Linked DNA regions of Homo sapiens: region 2 is linked to region 1. Evidence: read pairs that join two places in POLR2A ChIA-PET (ENCODE). Cell type or tissue: A673. All regions are shown on one strand. Links, peaks and the distances in the headings refer to the core of each region. The heading gives the core; the rest is flanking DNA.

Evidence for each region. ChIA-PET counts read pairs that join two places held together with the same protein. Peaks named below come from ENCODE experiments on the same cell type or tissue, not always from the same donor. Only the 100,000 strongest peaks of a DNase experiment are listed, where the experiment ranks them.
Region 2: POLR2A ChIA-PET joins it to region 1 with 6 read pairs; 5 of 35 experiments call an interaction of 5 or more read pairs at or near these places.

What each region holds. Positions count from the first base shown.
Region 1 is chr3:45,468,695-45,479,194 of GRCh38, forward strand. LARS2 (leucyl-tRNA synthetase 2, mitochondrial) reads left to right here. Exons shown (of 22, transcript NM_015340.4): 9 at 5,549-5,656; 10 at 7,774-7,933. Among named protein-coding and RNA genes, the nearest start is that of LARS2-AS1, 36 kb to the right of the region's middle. In A673, for the core only: no CTCF peak of the experiment used is centred there; a DNase peak (open chromatin) is centred at 5,327.
Region 2 is chr3:45,028,963-45,037,036 of GRCh38, forward strand. It overlaps CLEC3B (C-type lectin domain family 3 member B), which reads left to right. Exons shown (of 3, transcript NM_003278.3): 2 at 1,865-1,963; 3 at 6,562-7,109. The coding sequence ends at 6,962. It also overlaps the pseudogene RNU5B-3P. Among named protein-coding and RNA genes, the nearest start is that of CLEC3B, 6.7 kb to the left of the region's middle. RefSeq lists enhancers at 5,485-6,134, 6,014-6,083, 6,135-6,782, 6,254-6,313. In A673, for the core only: no CTCF peak of the experiment used is centred there; no DNase peak of the experiment used is centred there.

The DNA.
Region 1 (10,500 bases), core at 4,344-6,843:
AGGGGGAAAGAAAAGATGGATAAGTGTAACCTGAGTGGATATGTGGATAAGAAGAGATTAGTCAAATTGGCTGCTGCCATACTTCCTGGTTCCCTTTACTGCATCCTTTTCCACAGATCACGTACATGGGGCTGTGTAATGAAATCCTCAGGGCATTCCCTGATGGGCATACCTAGAAAGCACATCCCTCTTTTCTAGCACCAGTGACACCATTTACATGTATAGGAGTCCTCTTATTGGAAGCTATTCTATAAAGCACTTGGTTTGTCCCTCTCTTTCCCATAGCTCTGGGCTGTGCACTTGTATGTGTGGCTGCTTGGTGCCTCTTTTCCTCTTGCCCTGAAATCCCATGAAACCACACCTTGTTGGCAAGTCATATATCATTAGCAGGATGCCTTGCTCCGAATGGATTATTTCCCTGCTGGGTTAACAGCACCTGCATTGGAATTGAGATTCTTGGATAGCACAGTGGTATTTGCAAATAAATGTTTTGCATTGTGATGCTACAACAAATGGATTTTGCTTGGAATACATATCACATTCCAATGAGAGGTTGACGCAGGGCTATCATAGGGAGGCTTTACTATATTTATGTATTTGTCATGTCTTCTCTAAAGTCAAACAAGGTAAACATCATGCCAAATGGGTTTTCTTGTTTTTTGTTTTTTTGAGACAGACTCTCACTCTGTCACCCAGGCTGGAGTACAATTGCACTATCTCGGCTCACTAGAACCTCCGCCTCCTGGGTTCAAGCGATTCTCCTGCCTCAGCCTCCCGAGCAGCTGGGATTACAGGTGCCTGCCACCATGCCCAGCTAATTTTTGTATTTTTGTTAGAGACGGGGTTTCACCATGTTGGTCAGGCTGGTCTCAAGCTCCTGACCTCGTGATCCGCCCGCCTCGGCCTCCCAAAGTGCTGGGATTACAGGGGTGAGTCACTGTGCCCGGCCGGGTTTTTTTAATGTATAAATCTTCATGCCAGAGTCAAAGCAGGACAGGGGACTAGAGTGCGAGAGAAAGGTCATTCCTCCAGCACATTCTAGAGGGAATGTCTATATTTTTAAACATCTTGCTGCCTTCATAATTGGTTTTCCTTTTTTAGAACTTAATTATATATTGTGCCTCCCCCCCCACCAAAAAAAGAAATTTTGGCAACAAGAGTAAGTTTTAGAAAAATATATATAAATCATAATTCAAAAATAATTGCAAATCAAATCATACCAATTTATAAGTATGCTAAGTGTCAAGCTTTTAAAAAGTGTACATTTTAATTAGATGTTGTTGTTCAATCTTGTGTCTTCCATTCTCTCAAATCTGTGTCCAGCTCTTAAGGTTTTTGATTATCCACCCTTCCCTTAGTAGCTAATACATCCACTTGTTTTACAGGGTCTGTACTTCTCAGTTTGCTTGCACTTTTTTTTACCTGGGTCTTCTAAAACGTATCATGTTTTAAACCCACTTTTTCTAGAATTCTCATTTGTGGTCATGTCGTACCTTGTTCTTAATGCTTCAGCTCAACTTTCTGTCTTAGGAAGTATGGATTTATTCTTAGCATTACTTCTGCTTCTTTGAAGAGAAAGTCATATTAGCCGCGTTATATTTAATCCTCTTTTTATCCCCAGCTTTTTAGTTTTAATGTTTCTCTCTCTTATTCCTGATTGTATTTTGTATTAGTAAAACCTTTTTGATTGGATGTTACTTCAGCCCATCTTTTATTGGTGCATGTTCTTAAACACTGGCTCATCTTGACTCATGAATGCCTAGTTCTGTTTCAATTTCTTCAAACATCTTCGTTCAGATGGTGTACCCTAGAGTGACAGTGGCAGTCTTTTCAGACACATCCTAGCACAAACGGATTTAAGGCCCCTTTGCAAACCACATTACTTCTATATAGGCCAAATGGCAACCACAGGGAAACTTTATAATCAGAAGATCTGGATAATTCATTATCTTGGATCTGCTGCTGATGGAGTTTAGGGAAATCACATGACCTCTCAACCCCATTTTTAAAATTTATTAAATGAGAGGCATTGAATAAGTTAATGATTTCCAAAGTGTTTCAAAGCCTTGGGAGTCGATAGGGAAGTATTGAGGAATTAGAGGAGAGAAAGGGCATTTCTTTCAACTCTTACATATTGGGTTCCCTCAGATTCGATTTGAAAAAGGTTTCATAGCACTTTTAAAAAGAATCTAAAAACCTGATATTTTCCCAGGTTTTTGGATTCTGTGAGCCAGTGGGATTTTAAGATTGGCCAGTATATGGAAGAGGTACACGTACCAGTCCTGTCTGCCAGATGTAAAGACATGAAATGAGGCGAATACCATCTATCACTGTAATTACAACACTAAAAAAAAAAAAAAAAAAAAAAAAAAAAGAAGGATATAAACTAAACAAAAACCCCAAAAAAACAAAAATAGCTCTTTAAACAGCTGTAGCACCGTAACTACTCACATCTTATTCTGGTGGAGCCCTGCTCTGGGCCAGCCCAGGATTGAAGGAAAGGTTATCAGCAGCTATTGGAAAAGGTACTTTCTGAAGCCCTGTTCATCAGAAAACAGTCATGAATCATGTGTTTATTATACAGTGGGGACCGAAAAGAGCTTGCAGAGTTGTTCGAGATGTTGATTTCATTTAGTTAATTTTAAAAATTTCTTTTGGTTTTTCACAATATTCATAGATTTGGTTAGGTTTTAAGCAGGCATTGTTCCAGAATTAGCATATGAAAACATTCACATTTCATCCTATTTGAATCTGTCATCCTCATCAAGATCTGAATATTTTAAGCAAGGTACCTCCATAAGAAGTTTCCCAGCCTTGACGATTACATCTAGAAGAAAAAGCACAATGAGAGGGTGAATACACTAGTGGCTCGGTAATGCTGGTAAAGGAATGGACGTAAAGTGCTATCAGAATTGGACTTAGTCAGGGAGATTGAGCCAATTTTCAGATCATGTAATGTGGATTTGATATGATGGAAAGACATCAGATCCCATTAGACCACATATGGATTTGCTTGGAAGTTAAATGGAGCCTCATTGGTCTTTGGAGAGGAAAAGCTATTGGTCATTTTCAAAGTTTATAATATACTTGCGTGCTCGTTGACATTTAAGACCCCCTACATTGCTCTAAAAATTGAAAAGCATTCTAGAGTACTTAATTTTATTAGAAGATTAATTGTTTATTAACATATTAGTATATAATTAACATATTCAAGATCTACTTTTGCTACAATGACATCGAGGCATTACTGTATCAGCTAATATAGATATATATGTATCAGGATGTTGAAACTTTTATAATCCATTGATGTTAGTTAGGCAACTTGGTTGCAAACAACATAAAGTTACTCTGATTAACTTAAGCCAAGGAGGAATTGATTAGAAGAGAATCAGGTTACTCACAGTTGAATGAGAATGCCGGGGATCCAAGCTCAGGCAGAAATTAGGGGAGAACAAGGGCACAGCCACAATCTTTTCCCAAAATGGTCTGGTTAAGCCATTGCTGCCATTGGTACCAGCATCTCCAGCCTCTCAATCTGGTGTGGCATTTAAGCCAGTTGATCCTGTGCCTCTGGGTCACCCTACAGTGTTCTGAAACTGTACTGAGCCTATGACTGGTTATACTCCTTAGTGTCAGTGGGGAAGGGAGTGGGATGTGGTGGCAAGTTTGTCCCCTTTCAAGCGAGTAATGAACCAAGAGACCTGAGTACAGTGGTCTCAGGCCTGGTTCCAATTAGCTGAGTGATATGGGGCAGATTGCTCTCTCCTGGGCCTGTCTGTCCTCATCTATAAAGAGAGAGGATTCTGATGACAATGTCAGCCCCATGGCTCTATGACCAGAGTCTTCCTTCTAGGAATAAAATAAAAATATAAATAAGATAATAGAAGCAGATGGATCTCTAATACATGCCTTTTAGTTAGAGTATGATAAGCTGAAGCCATCTGAAATACAGATATGGGAAAGCTGAATTTAAGAACTGTTGTTATAAAGTAGTAATTGCATAGCAGAGTATCAGACTGAATATGGACTTGGGAGTCAGCTACATCTTGCTTCAAGTGTTGCTTCCACAGCTCTATCCCATACTTGTGGAGTGACTTGGGGAAAAGTTCTGAGACTTGTTTCCTCATCTGGGATGTGGAGTATTACTACTTGACTTGTGCTGTTGATGTGAAGATTAAATGAGGCAACATACATAAAAGTGCCTGGTACTTAGGAAGTATTCTGCAAAGGTTATTACTTCCCTTCCCAGATGCCTGGGGATCTGCTTCTGTAGTACTGCTCTCTAATTCTCTCCCTTGAGTACAGGGAATTAAATGGTAATTTAATGAGCATTTGCCCAAGATAAGGCACAGTTGTAGGCTTTGGGCCAGGCCCTGTGTGGAATATAAAGAAAAATCAGAGTTTGCATTAGAGCCATAGAGATCACAGGCCAACATTTCCCTGTGCCATACTTTCTGAATTCAGATCAGGAGCACTGTGGGATTAAGAGTTGCAGCCTACACAATAACAAACTTAGCAGTTATGTTTTTGTCATTGTTGTTGCTTTTCATTTTTATTGTAAAATGAAATATGGGTGATCATATAAGTATATAGCCTATTGAATTATTTTAAAGCAATAGTTTGCATAGATAGATGACAAATATGAAAGATGCTTTGGGTGCGTGTGTGTGTGTGTTTTTGTTTTTGTTTTGTTTTTTGTTTTTTTTTTGAGACAGAGTCTTGCTCTGTCACCCAGGCTGCAGTACAGTGGTGTAATCTCGGCTCACTGCAACCTCTGCTTCAGGGTTCAAGCAATTCTCCTGCCTCAGCCTCCCAAGTACCTGGGACTACAGGCAAGCACCACCACGCCTGGCTAATTTTTGTATTTTTAGTAGAGACGGGGTTTCACCATGTTGGCCAGGCTGGTCTCAAACACCTGACCTCAGGTGATCCGCCCACCTCAGCCTGCCAAAGTGCTGATATTACAGGCGTGAGCCACTGCACCTGGCCTGTTGTTGTTTTTTTTTTTTTTTTATCACACATTAACATAGGAATCTTTGTGCTGTAGCCAAATGTTTATACAAATTAATGTCATGTTTCCCTTATATATTTATAAAATTAATACTTTTTAAATGCAAAGATAAAATTTATAATGTCCTATGTATGATATTGTTTAGTTGTGGAACACTCATGAATGACTTAGGGTTTCAAAATTCATAAACTTGAACTTAATTTTTTTAGTTCCTAGACTATGGGAGAGAATGTACTAGACACACTTGCCAAAGATGTGAATTATGACCTTTGTTTGTTAATTTTCTTCTTTCCGTGAAACCGTGACTCCCTTGGGACAGCGAAATCGGTCAAACCCATCTCACTGAACTGAGTCATAATGAATGCATCTGTTTCTAACCTTTCCTGGCTTCCTCTGACTTAGTGAACAAGGAGAGAGCTAAATCCTGGATCTTCTTTAGTGTCCCTGCTTTTCCTACCTTAACAAGCTGCAAATCATTTGCTTTTTCTTAAATAAGCCTTGTGCCTCTACTTCTTTGTTCTCCTTTCATTTGCACAGGCCATGCAGGACGCGTTGGCAGACCTTCCAGAATGGTATGGAATAAAAGGCATGCAAGCCCACTGGATTGGGGACTGTGTGGGCTGCCACCTGGACTTCACATTAAAGGTGATTAAGTAATAGCAGCTCCAGCAATTCATGATCACAAATCTCCTCTACATTTGGGACTCACTGAGTAAACCAGCAACTTGGGACTCCACAGCACCACAGTCCAAACGTGTACAATTTTAAATTTTCTAGTAGCCACATTTTTTAAAAGTGCAAAGAACAGGTGAAATGAATTTCAATAACATATTTTATTTAACCCATTACAACCAAAATGATTCCATTTAAAGATGGGCTCAATAAAAAATGATTTATTAAAGAAAGAGTTTACATTTTAGTACAGTCTTTGAAATCTGTGTTCTACATTTATAGTACACATTAGCCATATTTCAAGTGCTATGATTCATAGCCACATATTGCTACTGGCTACCATATTGGACAGCACAGACACAGAGGGTCTTCAGGGGTCCATGAACTCCCTGAAGTTTTATGTGCAAAATGTTTGGGCATTTTCCTGAGCAATGGGTCCATTACTCTCACTATAGTCTCAAAGGGGTTCATGTCACAAAGCAGATTAAAAGCCAGGGAAGCAGAAGCTAACTGTGACATCATTTCAAAACTAGATAGACTTAGAGCTTAGGGATTGTGTTTGAAACTGCTGTGGAAACAGTGCTGAAAGGTCACAACATAAGGCCCACCTATTCTAGAAGGGGTCCCTAAAACTTCTTTGTCTCTACTGACTAGAGAGTTGTTCTATTGATATTTTTTTTACCTGGGCATTCTTTTTTTATCCTTCTGATTTCTCCTTCTGTCATCAAGACTTTTCTGCTCTGTTCATTTAGCGTCAAACCTGCCCTCACTTTCGTCCCCGTCAAAACCTTTAGGAGGAGGAAGCAGCAGCTGAGACAAAGTTGGCCTTCCTTTCTAGACTCTTGCCTGCTGACAACCATACCTGGTGTCTGCAAGCACCTGCCGCTTGCCACTCAGCTTATAATTCCCTGTGCAGCCTCCTCACAAAAGTGATCCAACTTACTCCAACTGCAAACATGGAAAGCCTCCCATAAGGGAGTGTGTACTTTGGAAACATTTCAATACAAATCCTGGACTGAGCTTTTCCTCTTACCGCTTTCCCAAGAAGGTGGCGAGAGTTCTGAAATTCAGTCCTGCTGTGACTTGTGTTTAAATCTGCAAGGCCATCTCTTTCAGGGCCTTTGCATTTGCCTGAGTCTGGTCCTCATGTTGAAGGCCTTTGCTTCTTAACTAGCATTCGGTGTGGGTCTCTGGGCCTGTCAGCTACTGTGTGTGGAATATCTTCTACACTTTCTTCTTTGCCCAACATTTTACTGTGAACATGTTTTTATCTCCATTCCTGGAACCACCTGAAAATAAGATGGGGCAACATAGTGTCTCAGGAAGGAAGCATCTCAGTCCTACAGGGTAGACCACATCTATGCCTCTGTGTCCCCAATTCTGGCTCCATAGGTGACACCTAATTGGCAGTTAGGCCAAGTGGTAGACTGTCTTTTAGTTCATTATTGGCACTCTGTCAATGTGTTTGAATAAATGCATGAAGGAAGTAGCACCTGTCCACTCTGTGTCCTCCATGTCTGTCACATTATTTGGCACTCAGTGGATGGCTAATGTGTGCCTCTTCCTTAAAAGGCATTTTAACCAGCTCTAGGGACTCATAGTCATGAACTCAGCTCAGGCCATCCTTTCTCTCTTCAAAGCAGTAATAACCTTGGCACCTGTTTTTCTTGTTAGAAAAGTAGATGCCTTTTTTTTTTTTTTTTACCGTACCCTTATATCCTTGAAGAAAATATAGCTTCTTTCTCAGAACACAAACACTATAACACTAATAGTTATTTTTGATTTGTAAACAAAGGAGCCAGAAAAACCAGGAAAGTATCTTTCTGAGCATTCTTGGACCACCTTCAACTTGGGAATGCCTGCATGCCTGGTGTGGGGCAAGTGGTAGGGGGTGTTTCTGAAAGAGGAACTGTGATCCTCTTCTCAGCTTCTTCCAGGCACCATCTCAATCCCCACACCCCTGGCCCAGTGGTCAGAGCTGTGGTCACTGTTGGGGAATGAGGAGGGAAGGGGAAGGGGATACAGTTAGGGAGCAACACAGCCCAAAGGGAGGACTGAGAAATGACATCACTCTTCTTTCCTATCACCAGGTTCATGGGCAAGCCACGGGCGAAAAGCTGACTGCCTATACGGCCACCCCTGAAGCCATTTATGGCACCTCCCACGTGGCCATCTCGCCCAGCCACAGACTCCTACATGGGCACAGCTCTCTGAAGGAAGCCTTGAGGATGGCCCTTGTCCCTGGCAAAGGTGAGCTGGCAAGTTAACGGCTCAGGTGGTAGGATTGCTACCTTACATTTGGATGGCGCCTCCCAGAGTTCAAGGTCCTTTCCTCTATGTCATCTTGCGTGGGTTGTTCTTTGCCTTAGCCTGATTTTTTATGTTTTTATTTTGAAACATGAGGATAAAAAAGAGCTCTGAAAATATTTTTATTACCTCTGGTTTCTCCATGAGATACTAGTTTGTCTGTGTCTTGAGCTTCTGATTGAAAGCTCAGCTCTCTCCCTTTCAGTATAATCTAAAGTTCTTTTCTCCTAGTTATAAATTAGGAGAAGATATAGGAATCTATTCTATTAGGAATAGAATCTTCTCATAATTTATAATTTCACCATCAACTAAAACTACACTGTCAGAGACCAAAGGGAAGCCAGTAAGAATGAGAGCAAACTTTTCCAACTCAATTTTATTGTTTTAAAGAATTCATGTGGTCATCTGAGCAGTGTCCTGCTCCATACAGAGTTTTAACATACCTGCTTTATGAATGGATCAAGCTGACCTAGAATCGGCATATCAAGTTGTACTTGGTCTGTGAAGATTTGAAGATTCTGTGGTTGCAAGCAACAGATTCCATCTCTGACTAACCCAGAGGAAAAGGAGAACACATTGGAAGGCTGTGGGGAAGCCCGTTGCTAGAGGAACAGCTGAAGAGGCAGTCCGAAGGGGGACTTGGAGAGTGCAGCCCCAAGAGTTTGGAGAACAGGAACTCACAGACAGTCCCCTGAGTGCCACTGTCAGTAATTCTACTCTAACACCGCCTTCAGTGCCTGAAGCACTTGGTTCAAGACTCCTCTTGCAGGGAAAGGTGTTTGACTGCTGTAACTGGGGCCCCCAGCCTATTTCTTGGCAAAGAGAGGCCAGGCACCTTCCTTGGTAGACCACAAAGATTGTCCCCAGGGAGGGAGGGGGAGCTCTCCAAAACAAACTTGAGGGCTCTTACCAGATAAGGGGATATGAAGCCTGGGTAGACAAAAAGAAATCCATTCTAAGTTAGAAATAAGTCTCTGAAGTAATTTAAATATTTCCACAAATATCTCATCCCTATTCTCTTTCATGAACTATAAACTTCAACCCAAAGTATACAATCTGAATTATTGGGGTCTGAAATAGCATTTGACTAAAAAAATGTTTTGGATGATGATATTAAGTTGCCATCTCTGAAATGACCAGAATGAAACATTTCCTAATACTAGGTTGGAGAGATAGACAATGTCATCCCAATTTCTCTCTGCTTAAGACTTTGTTTACTTAGACCATTAAAGCCGGATTCAAATCAGTGAGCACTTTCTAAAGAGCCTGCTGCATGCACTCTTGGTGGGGCATAGATGAGCCATTCCAGTCTTAACTGGATGCCCCAGAGAGGCAGAACAGAGGACAGCCAGATGCATATGCCACTCGCCCCACACAAGGCAGATGTCACCTCTCAGTTTCACCTCTTTGCAATATGTATTGAAATAGAGAAAAGAGTCTTTTGAGTTAAAATTTCTATGCATGCTTATAAAGCCCAATATAGCTGTCTCTCTCAGGTTTATTTTCTTTCCTTGCTCAAAAGAAAAACTGGATATGTTTCAACTGTTTAGTTTAAAGGGAAATCTCATAGTTTTACTCTCATGAGCAATTTGATATTCCTTGAGGGCTATGGTGGCTGAATAATATCTAAAATTGAAAAACTAAAACATGTAAACATCTCTAGCCCTTACATTTTCTCTTATGGCTAAATTTGGGGACACAAATGAAAATAAGGTACTATTAATAGGGGAGCTATGATTTGTTAATGAGCTAACAAATTATAGAGGATGGAGTTCCTGAGATGAAAGGCACTGTATAAATTCAAAACATTTTCATATGTAGGAAATGGAGAAATTTTTTTTAGTACACGCAAACAGCACTGTTTTCATGAACACATGGATATCGACACACCTGACCTGGCCTAGTCATTTCATTTTGGCAAATTTAGTGCCAAGTGTAATGTTCCATTTGAAGGGCTCATTAGTTACTTTCTCCCCTCTTTTTAATAATCTCTGAAATTATTCCAAATGGAACATTACACTTGGCAGTAAAATTTTCCAATTCTAATTTTCAGAGTAGAAATACTCTTTTTGCAGATGTCAATATATTCAAAATCTCTAAATTAATTTGCACATCACGTCCCTGGATTTTTGACATCATAGTCACAGAAGGCCAGTACAGTGCATTGAGTGTAATACAATGTTCCCAAAAGATGAATTCAGATTACCTAGGAATGTATGATTTATGCCTCTTCTGGCCTTTGGGATTACATTTTAAACCAGGATGTTGTATCACTGCTGTCATTTACCATTGCTGACCACCTCATTTTTTTTCATTGAATGTCAGATTTTAAGGATGATTTGTGTTGAAGCAGTGACCACCGAGTGTCATGGCAGCACACAGTTGTGACTAAATTTATCACTTGCAGGAGTTTCAATTCTCAAACATGAGCTCCTGTAGTTGCTAAGTTTGTTTCTACATATCGGCTCCTGATTTGGCCTGAGATGACCAAGATTCTGGTCCTAGAGCCA
Region 2 (8,074 bases), core at 4,834-7,333, 440 kb before region 1:
GGAAGCTCCGGAGGGAAGGATGGCCTCATAGGAGTCACAGGCCTTTAGAACAGGGAACTGGGGGAACCTGGAGGGCATCCATTCTAACATCACGCAGAAGGAACCTGAGGCTCAGAGAGTGGGCCAGCACAAAGGCCTCCTGACTCTGCCCAGGGCCGTAGAGACACCTACTCCCACAGCTTCCTCAGGTGGAGCTAATGAGAGTAGCTTCCTGTACCTTGGACAGTCCCTGGAGGAAACTTTGCACATATGGGCACCTTGGTGCAAATTACAAAAGGTACCTCCTCTAAACTGACAAATTATAGAAAGGCATCTCTTTTTCTGGTCTGACCCACTCTAGCCAGGGCAAGGCTTAGGAGACAAATGGGCCTTCATGTGTCCCTCAGCAGAATGCCCTTCTTCAGTGCCCCCTTGCACAGCCTCACATGGCACCCTATGCTGGTACATCACGTGACTGGGTACAGTGCTGCTATAACTGGTGGAGGCAGTCTCTGTGTGAGGCACACATGACCTCAGGCTGGTTTGCCAGCCCCAAACTCTCCCTTTTTTTGCCTTGCTCATCAGGGTGTTTTTGCTCCAGTTTGGTAAGTTACATCGCTAATTTCTATATACACAACCATGTGTCTTGCCTGTGATTCTTCTGCAAAGGCACCTTATGGGTGGACGAAGGCTCTGATCTCACTCTTTGTGAGTGTGGAATGTATGCAGACACAGCCAAATGGACCATTAAAGTGTTTCCCCACCCACTTCCCCAAGCTGAGTGCAGCCTTTCCTGAAGCCCTGGTGTTTCAGAAAGACCAGGGTCCGCCCCAGGAGCTCTAAACTTACACACACATAGAAATATGCTTCCCGGCACCCTCAACTTACACACACATAGAAATATGCTTCCCCGCCTTCCCCTGCTGACTCTTACATGACTGGCTGCCAGCAGGACAGCTCCTGTTAGGAATCCGTTTGTGTGCCATGGGGAAGGTGGGGAAGAGCATGGCTTCAGAGCCATGTGCACCTGGGTTCCAGGCCAGCCCTGCCAGCTGGGGCTCTGCCATCCTCGGCCAGTTGGTTTAGGGCAGCCTGGGTTTCCTCATGGTGAAATGCTGGTGGTACAGAATGACACGTTACCTGTGTCATAGGGTTGATTATGAGCATCACATGGGGTGACATGTAGAACGGCTTAGCCCAGAGCCTGGCCTCCTCTGTAAGAGTGGAAAACCTGGGTTCCTTCTGCCCTCATCTTATTAGTAGCTGTGATGGGCACACACTCAGCCAAGCACTGAGGTAGGCAGCTCTGCGTTTCAGTTCTCTTAGTCTTCTCCAGAGTCCTAGGAGGTGGGGCTGTCATCATCCACTTCATACATGAGGGAACCAAATCCAGAGAGGCTGAGCAGCTCGCCCAGGCCACCCGTGTCTGTGGCACCTCCAAGCCCTGCATATGCGTGCCCCAGGCTGGAGTGCCTGCTGGTCTGTGTCGCATTCCTCCAGCCTGGGGAAGTGAACCTGGGGGCTTCTTGAGGGCTCCTGCTGTGCTTCCTGTGCTGTTCTTCCCTGGAGCTGAAAAGGTAGCTGGGTGGTGGGGGATCACTGAAGCCTGTGCCTACACCCTCACCCCTGCCTCTGCTAATCCCAGCCCCATCTGATCCCCAGCAACAATCCCAAACAAATGCAGCACAGGAGCAAGTGAAGGATGGGCCCCCTGGCAGAAGTCACAAGTGGTTAATTAGACTACCACCAGCAAGGATAGAGAGAGAGAAAGTTTCCCAAGATATCAAGGTTGAGGGGAGTCTTTTCCTCTCATCCCTCTGCAGCTAAGGTAGGATCCTTCCTGCTCAGTCCCTGCCCCACCCTGACATATTTCCTCCTGCTTCAGATGTTGTGAACACAAAGATGTTTGAGGAGCTCAAGAGCCGTCTGGACACCCTGGCCCAGGAGGTGGCCCTGCTGAAGGAGCAGCAGGCCCTGCAGACGGGTGAGTGCAGGCAGTAGCCTCTCTGGGCAGGAGCGTCTGAGAGAAGGGCCCAGGCCAGCAGCCAGCAATGCTCTTCTCGCCTCCGTTCAGCATCAGGGTCCTGGCTCCATTAGTCCAGGCCTATGGGTGAAGGCACCAGGTTCAGGGAGCCCCACCTCTTTCTCTTGGGGAGATCCCCTGACACGTGTCTGCAAAACTCACCTGGATGTGTACGGCCAAATCTCTGGCCACAGCTGGGTGGTGTGGAAGTGGGGATGTCCCAAGAGGACAAAAAATTCTCCAACAAGAATCCACTACTGCCCACCAGAAGTGACCCTGGAGCGCTCGATGGGGCAGAGGTAGTGGCCCACCCTAGCAAAGCTCCCAGGAGCCCCTCACTCAGCTGGCCTCTGCAGCCCCAGAGAGCTCCACACTCCTGTGTGTCAGCAGCTTTGCTGACCCTGTCTCTCTTAATCGTAACTCTGCTGAGGTGGGATTTGTCAGCTCCATTTTAAAGATGAGCTGTCAGCTCCATGAAATGTCAGCTCCATTTTAAAGATGTGTCAGCAGCAACTGAGGCATAGACAGGTCCTGAACCTGGCTCATACTCACCTCGTTGGTTAGTTGACTCGTGGAAGAGCAAGAGTTGAATGGAGGCAGGCTGCCCAGTGCCAAGCTGGGCCTTGGTGTTCCTGGCTCTGCACTAGCCAGCTGAGGGAGGGTGCACAGAATCACCAAGAACAGGGCCCAGGCGCATGGTAAGGTCATGCCCTCTGGCCAGCATACCTGGCAGCCTATTGTTTCTCACTCCCCATGTTCCTGTCATATAGTCTGCATTTTCCACATACCTCCGATTTACCTACCTTTATATGACCTCACCTTCCATTCTATGGAGAACACAGACTCACAATACTGATGACTATTTACATGTGAGCCCACTACATTCTGGCACTGTTCTTGATGCTTGATGCAGACTCACAATACTGATGACTATTTACATGTGAGCCCACTACATTCTGGCACTGTTCTTGATGCTTGATGCACGTTAACTCATTCACAGCACACCCGTGCAGTGGTCCTGTTACTACATCCTCACCCTTATTTTCCACCGAGAAGGACCTTGTGACAGCCGAAAGGAGCAGAGCCTCACTTAGCTCTGCTATGCTGCCCCTCGAGTTATCAGCTGGGAAATCACCTTGACTCCTCAGCAAATCTATAAACCACCCTGTGTCCACAGCCACTCTCTTACCTGTTGCTTTTGTGACCAAGGCCCATCCATCTGCAAGGCCTTCCCTTCCCCGCCTGCCTCCTCAGAAACCCCCAACAGCCTTCTCACCGGATGGTTTTACACACTCCCTCCCATTCATATGCTTTCCTTCAGCATTCACACTGCCATCCTTCTGCACTCCCACCACAGGGCCTTTGCATGTGCTGTTTGGGCAACCTGAATTGCTCCCCCAAGATCCACCTAATAAATGCCTCCAGCATTATCTTCTCAGGAGTCACTAATCCCTCATCTCAATCAGCTCCTCAGTTATAAGCTCTCCCAGAACAGTGTCCTTTCTTTTATCACACTGACTGCAGTCTGTAATGATACACTCATTTCCTGATTTGTGTCTGCTGCCTCCACTAGACTATAGTAAGCCCTGAGAACACAAGGGCCATGTTTGCTTTTCATTGCCCTTGTCTCTTCCACTACCCTGCCCAGCATAGTGCCTGCCACATAGCAACACTCAGTCAATCTCTGTTGAAGGAAGGACAAACATGTAACTTTGGACAGCTTGCTTGGCATGGCAGGTAGGAAGAGAGTGCTCGAGAAAGGGAGCATCTCCAGAGGTGTTTTTGACTTCATGTAATAGGAAACCTATCAGTGGCTTAAACAAAAAGTAAGTCTGCAAGTAGGTAGTTATAAGTTTTTGTTCAGAAGTTTCACCTCATGGTCTTCAGATGGCTGCCCCAACTCCAGGCATCATGAGTGCATTCAAGGCAAGAAGGAGGAAGAGTAGCCCAACCACATCTGTCTCATTTATAGGGAACGTAGTCTTCCACTTCCATCTCATTGACAAGAAATCTATCATATGGCCACCTGCAGCTTTAAGAACATCTGAGAATGCAAGAATGTAGCTTTTCCAGCCTCTATAGTGGAGGTGGACAAGAGAGAAGGGATTTGGAGGCAACAGTGCCTGGCACAGCGGGTATGTTTAGAATGAGCCCAGTGCCACTCTGAGCCTCAGTTTCCTCATCTGTAAGGTAGGCAGGGTAAACTCTAAGGTCTCTCTCATGTCTAAGCTCTGTGCTGTGCAAAGTCAATGTAACCCAGGCATCAACTGCCACCTGGGGTGAGGTAATGAGGTGGGGACCTCCCTGAAAAAAGTTCATGACATATGGAGGCCCAAAGCATGACATATGAAAGCCCCCATGTCTGCTGATTTCTAGGAAGCTGCTGGGCTTCTTGGGGCCTTCTCCTGTTCATTGTCCTCACAACCCAAAGATCACCTTTTCAATAAACCCACCCAAAGCATTGCAGAGCTCTGTTGACCTAACCAGAGTTGAAGGAATCAGGGGGCAACCTTTCCCTCCTCCAACCAGCATACACATGGGAGGTTCCCACCTGGTACATCTCTGCCAGGCACAAGGAGGCAGAGGTGATGCAGCCAGGGCCCTGCTCCCTGGGAACCTCAATATATTCATGGAATCACTTGAGCCCTTGAAAGCTGTGTAGGAATCAGAGAAGATAAAGAGGGTTGATTCCAAGCAGATGGCAGGGCAGGAGCAGAGGTGTGGAGGACTAGCATAAATCGACAGGATCATGAATAGACCAGAGCAACAAAATGTTGGCAGCAATGATAGTATCACGAGAAGTAGCATTGACTGAGGACTACCTATGTGTTGGAGGGAGGTTCAGGTGAGGGTCCTAGGAAGCAACTCTGAGATGGAGTTTAACCCACAGGAGACTTATCAGGAGATACCCTCAGGATCAACCCCTGTGCTAGGGAAGGGATGGAAGGAAGCAGGAGTGGGCAGAAGGAGAAGTCGAGCTGTACTGTGGTGCCACGAAAGCCTCAGCTGACTTCAGGAGCCCTGATGACGGGATGACCCTTCGGCACTGTCCTGAGTCGGGGCAAGAGGGCTTATGGGTCAGTCTTGGGTGTAGGCTGCTCTAGGGAGGGGCACGGCCTTGGAAGAGATGGCTGTCTTCTGCTGAGGCAGTCCCTGCAGGAGGCTGAAAGCTGAGGACTTTCTTCCTGCAGCATTCCTGGCAGCCAGGGCAGTGAATCCTTCATCCCCAACAAAAGTCTAGGTAGCACGTCAGTGTTACCAGCAGGAAGGAAAGGCAATGAAGGCCGCTTGGCTAAGCTGTAGGATAGCACGAGGTAGGACAGCTGACTTGGGGCAGAGTCTGTGGGTAGACACCTCTGTAATGCTTCAGGCCCCATGTTTAAAGTCGGTTGTGGTGTCAGATGCCCATGGGGACACTGGGATGCTGTCCATTGATATTTGTTGAGTGAAATGGAAGTAACTGAGTGGGAATGGATAGAGGGGAGTGCAGACATCCCCCAAAGTGGTGGGGTCACCAGCAAGAGGACAAATGCAGACATACACCTGTCTGTCAAGATATTCCTTTCCACAGAAATCTTTAGTAAAAGGTGAACGATTTATACGATCTCAGGAGAAATCAGAGTATGTCTAGATATTTCAGCTAGAAATCAAGCTGAAAATGCAAACTGCAAAACAAAAATAGATTTTATCCTCCTAACTTGACCAAATATGTGCCTTCATCACAACCTTTGGGGCCAGGCTCAAACTGAGAATTTGTGGACACCTCAGAGTCCCTTGCCTGATCGCCGGCCTCTGACCACAGCCTGTGCCCAGCACTTCCTGTCTTCTCTCTTGCAGTCTCAGCTCTATCCACTCAGCCCCACCCTACCAGCCCTCAGGAGAACTGACCCTGCAAAAGGCACTTGGCAGGCCCTGGAAGCTTGCTTGGGCTGTTTGGGTAGGGATTTGGGGCCCTGGGTACATGAAGTGTGGCCTAGGCTGTAGGTGGGCAGGTGCCCTGGCCCTGCAAGCTGCTTGATCTTAGGGAGGGGCATGGAGGAAGGAGAACCAGAGCAGGTGGCTGTGGCTGGGCTCCCTGGGAAGCTGACTCTGAGACAGAGCTAATTTGTTAGGGTGAGCCCTAGGAGCCACACATGTGGGGGCGGGGGGAAGAGGAAGTGGGCAGAGGGAGAGCTGAGCTGCAGTGCAGGCACCAGGCCAGCCTCTGTGACCCAAGGAGATGGGGTGGGTAAAGGCCAGAAATGACTGAGGTGGAGGCCTGGGAAGGGGTGTCAGCTGGGGCTGGGTGCTTCTGTAGCACAAGGGCTGCCTTTTCTCCCAGCCGCGGGAGCACCAAGACCTCCTGAGTGGGGATCTGGATCTGTACATTAGTGGCCACCACAGCCAGGTCCTCAAAGTGCATGAACCATCAGGACCCCTTTTGCCTGGGTCTAAGGGGCTGTCAGGACTGATGGGATAAACGGGATGGGATGGAGGACGGTGGGCTTGGCCTGGGCGGTTGGCTCTTTGCCTGGGGAACAGGGGGACCTTCGGTGACAGCCATTTCTCCCCACTCCCAGTCTGCCTGAAGGGGACCAAGGTGCACATGAAATGCTTTCTGGCCTTCACCCAGACGAAGACCTTCCACGAGGCCAGCGAGGACTGCATCTCGCGCGGGGGCACCCTGGGCACCCCTCAGACTGGCTCGGAGAACGACGCCCTGTATGAGTACCTGCGCCAGAGCGTGGGCAACGAGGCCGAGATCTGGCTGGGCCTCAACGACATGGCGGCCGAGGGCACCTGGGTGGACATGACCGGCGCCCGCATCGCCTACAAGAACTGGGAGACTGAGATCACCGCGCAACCCGATGGCGGCAAGACCGAGAACTGCGCGGTCCTGTCAGGCGCGGCCAACGGCAAGTGGTTCGACAAGCGCTGCCGCGATCAGCTGCCCTACATCTGCCAGTTCGGGATCGTGTAGCCGGCGGGGCGGGGGCCGTGGGGGGCCTGGAGGAGGGCAGGGGCCGCGGGAGGCCGGGAGGAGGGTGGGGACCTTGCAGCCCCCATCCTCTCCGTGCGCTTGGAGCCTCTTTTTGCAAATAAAGTTGGTGCAGCTTCGCGGAGAGGAGAGGCGCTGCAGTCTGTGCTGTGTCCGCGGGGCGGGGAGGAGGTCCCAGGAGCCGGTTCGAAAGCTCCCTCCGTGATGAAGTAGGCGAGAAGGGAGGAGGTGAAGGAGGGCGAGCTGAGCACACGCGCTTCATGCCACAGGAGGGTGGGAATGAGCGGAGGACTGAGGAGAGGAAGGAGGGAAAGAATAGGGAGATGAAAACGCCCCGGTCTGCTGCTAAGCACAGCACAGTTACCAAAGCCAGGAAACTAACACTGACACGATATTTTATTTACGTTACAGCTCTATTCAAAGCTCCAGGCTTCTTTTTGTAGAATCGTTTCCATCTGCTGGAATCCAGCATCGCCCCCACCCCCCGCCCCATTTCTAGGGGGATGCCCCCACTGCTGACCTCTCCTGCTGTAGATCTATTTCTGGGAGGCACTGACATGCTGACTCTTGCTATGGGGTCGGCGGGGAGTGGGGAGCTGGGCATTCCCCTTCTTCCTCAGGACATCCCGGGAGCCAAATACGACGGCCAGCACTGCCCGACCCGTGCGTCCTTTTCCTTCCCACTCTTCACAGAAAGCTGCTCAGGGGTCCAGGCGCAGGCATTTTAAATACGTTGTCTTATTTCACGTGATCCACCCAGGACAAGCTGTGCTATTATCACCATTTAAAATAAGCAAAGTGAGTTGAAACTCAGGGAGGTTTGGGGACTTCCACTGGTCCTGAAGCTGGTAAGTAGCAGAGCCGGGATTTAACCCAGGGCTGTTTCCAAAGGCCTTGGCCTTTCCACCACCACTGCAATGCTTGCTTCGTGTGGCCAGAACGTCACTGAAATAAAACATCAGAGAAGTGGCCCAGTGGTCCTCAGAGGCTGTTGGCCAGCTCTTGGCCTGACCTGGCCCACCCAGCCATCGTGGGCCTGGCTCTAGTGACCCCTCCTGGGGGAGTCTTCCTTATCCTTCAGCCACCGCCAGTGC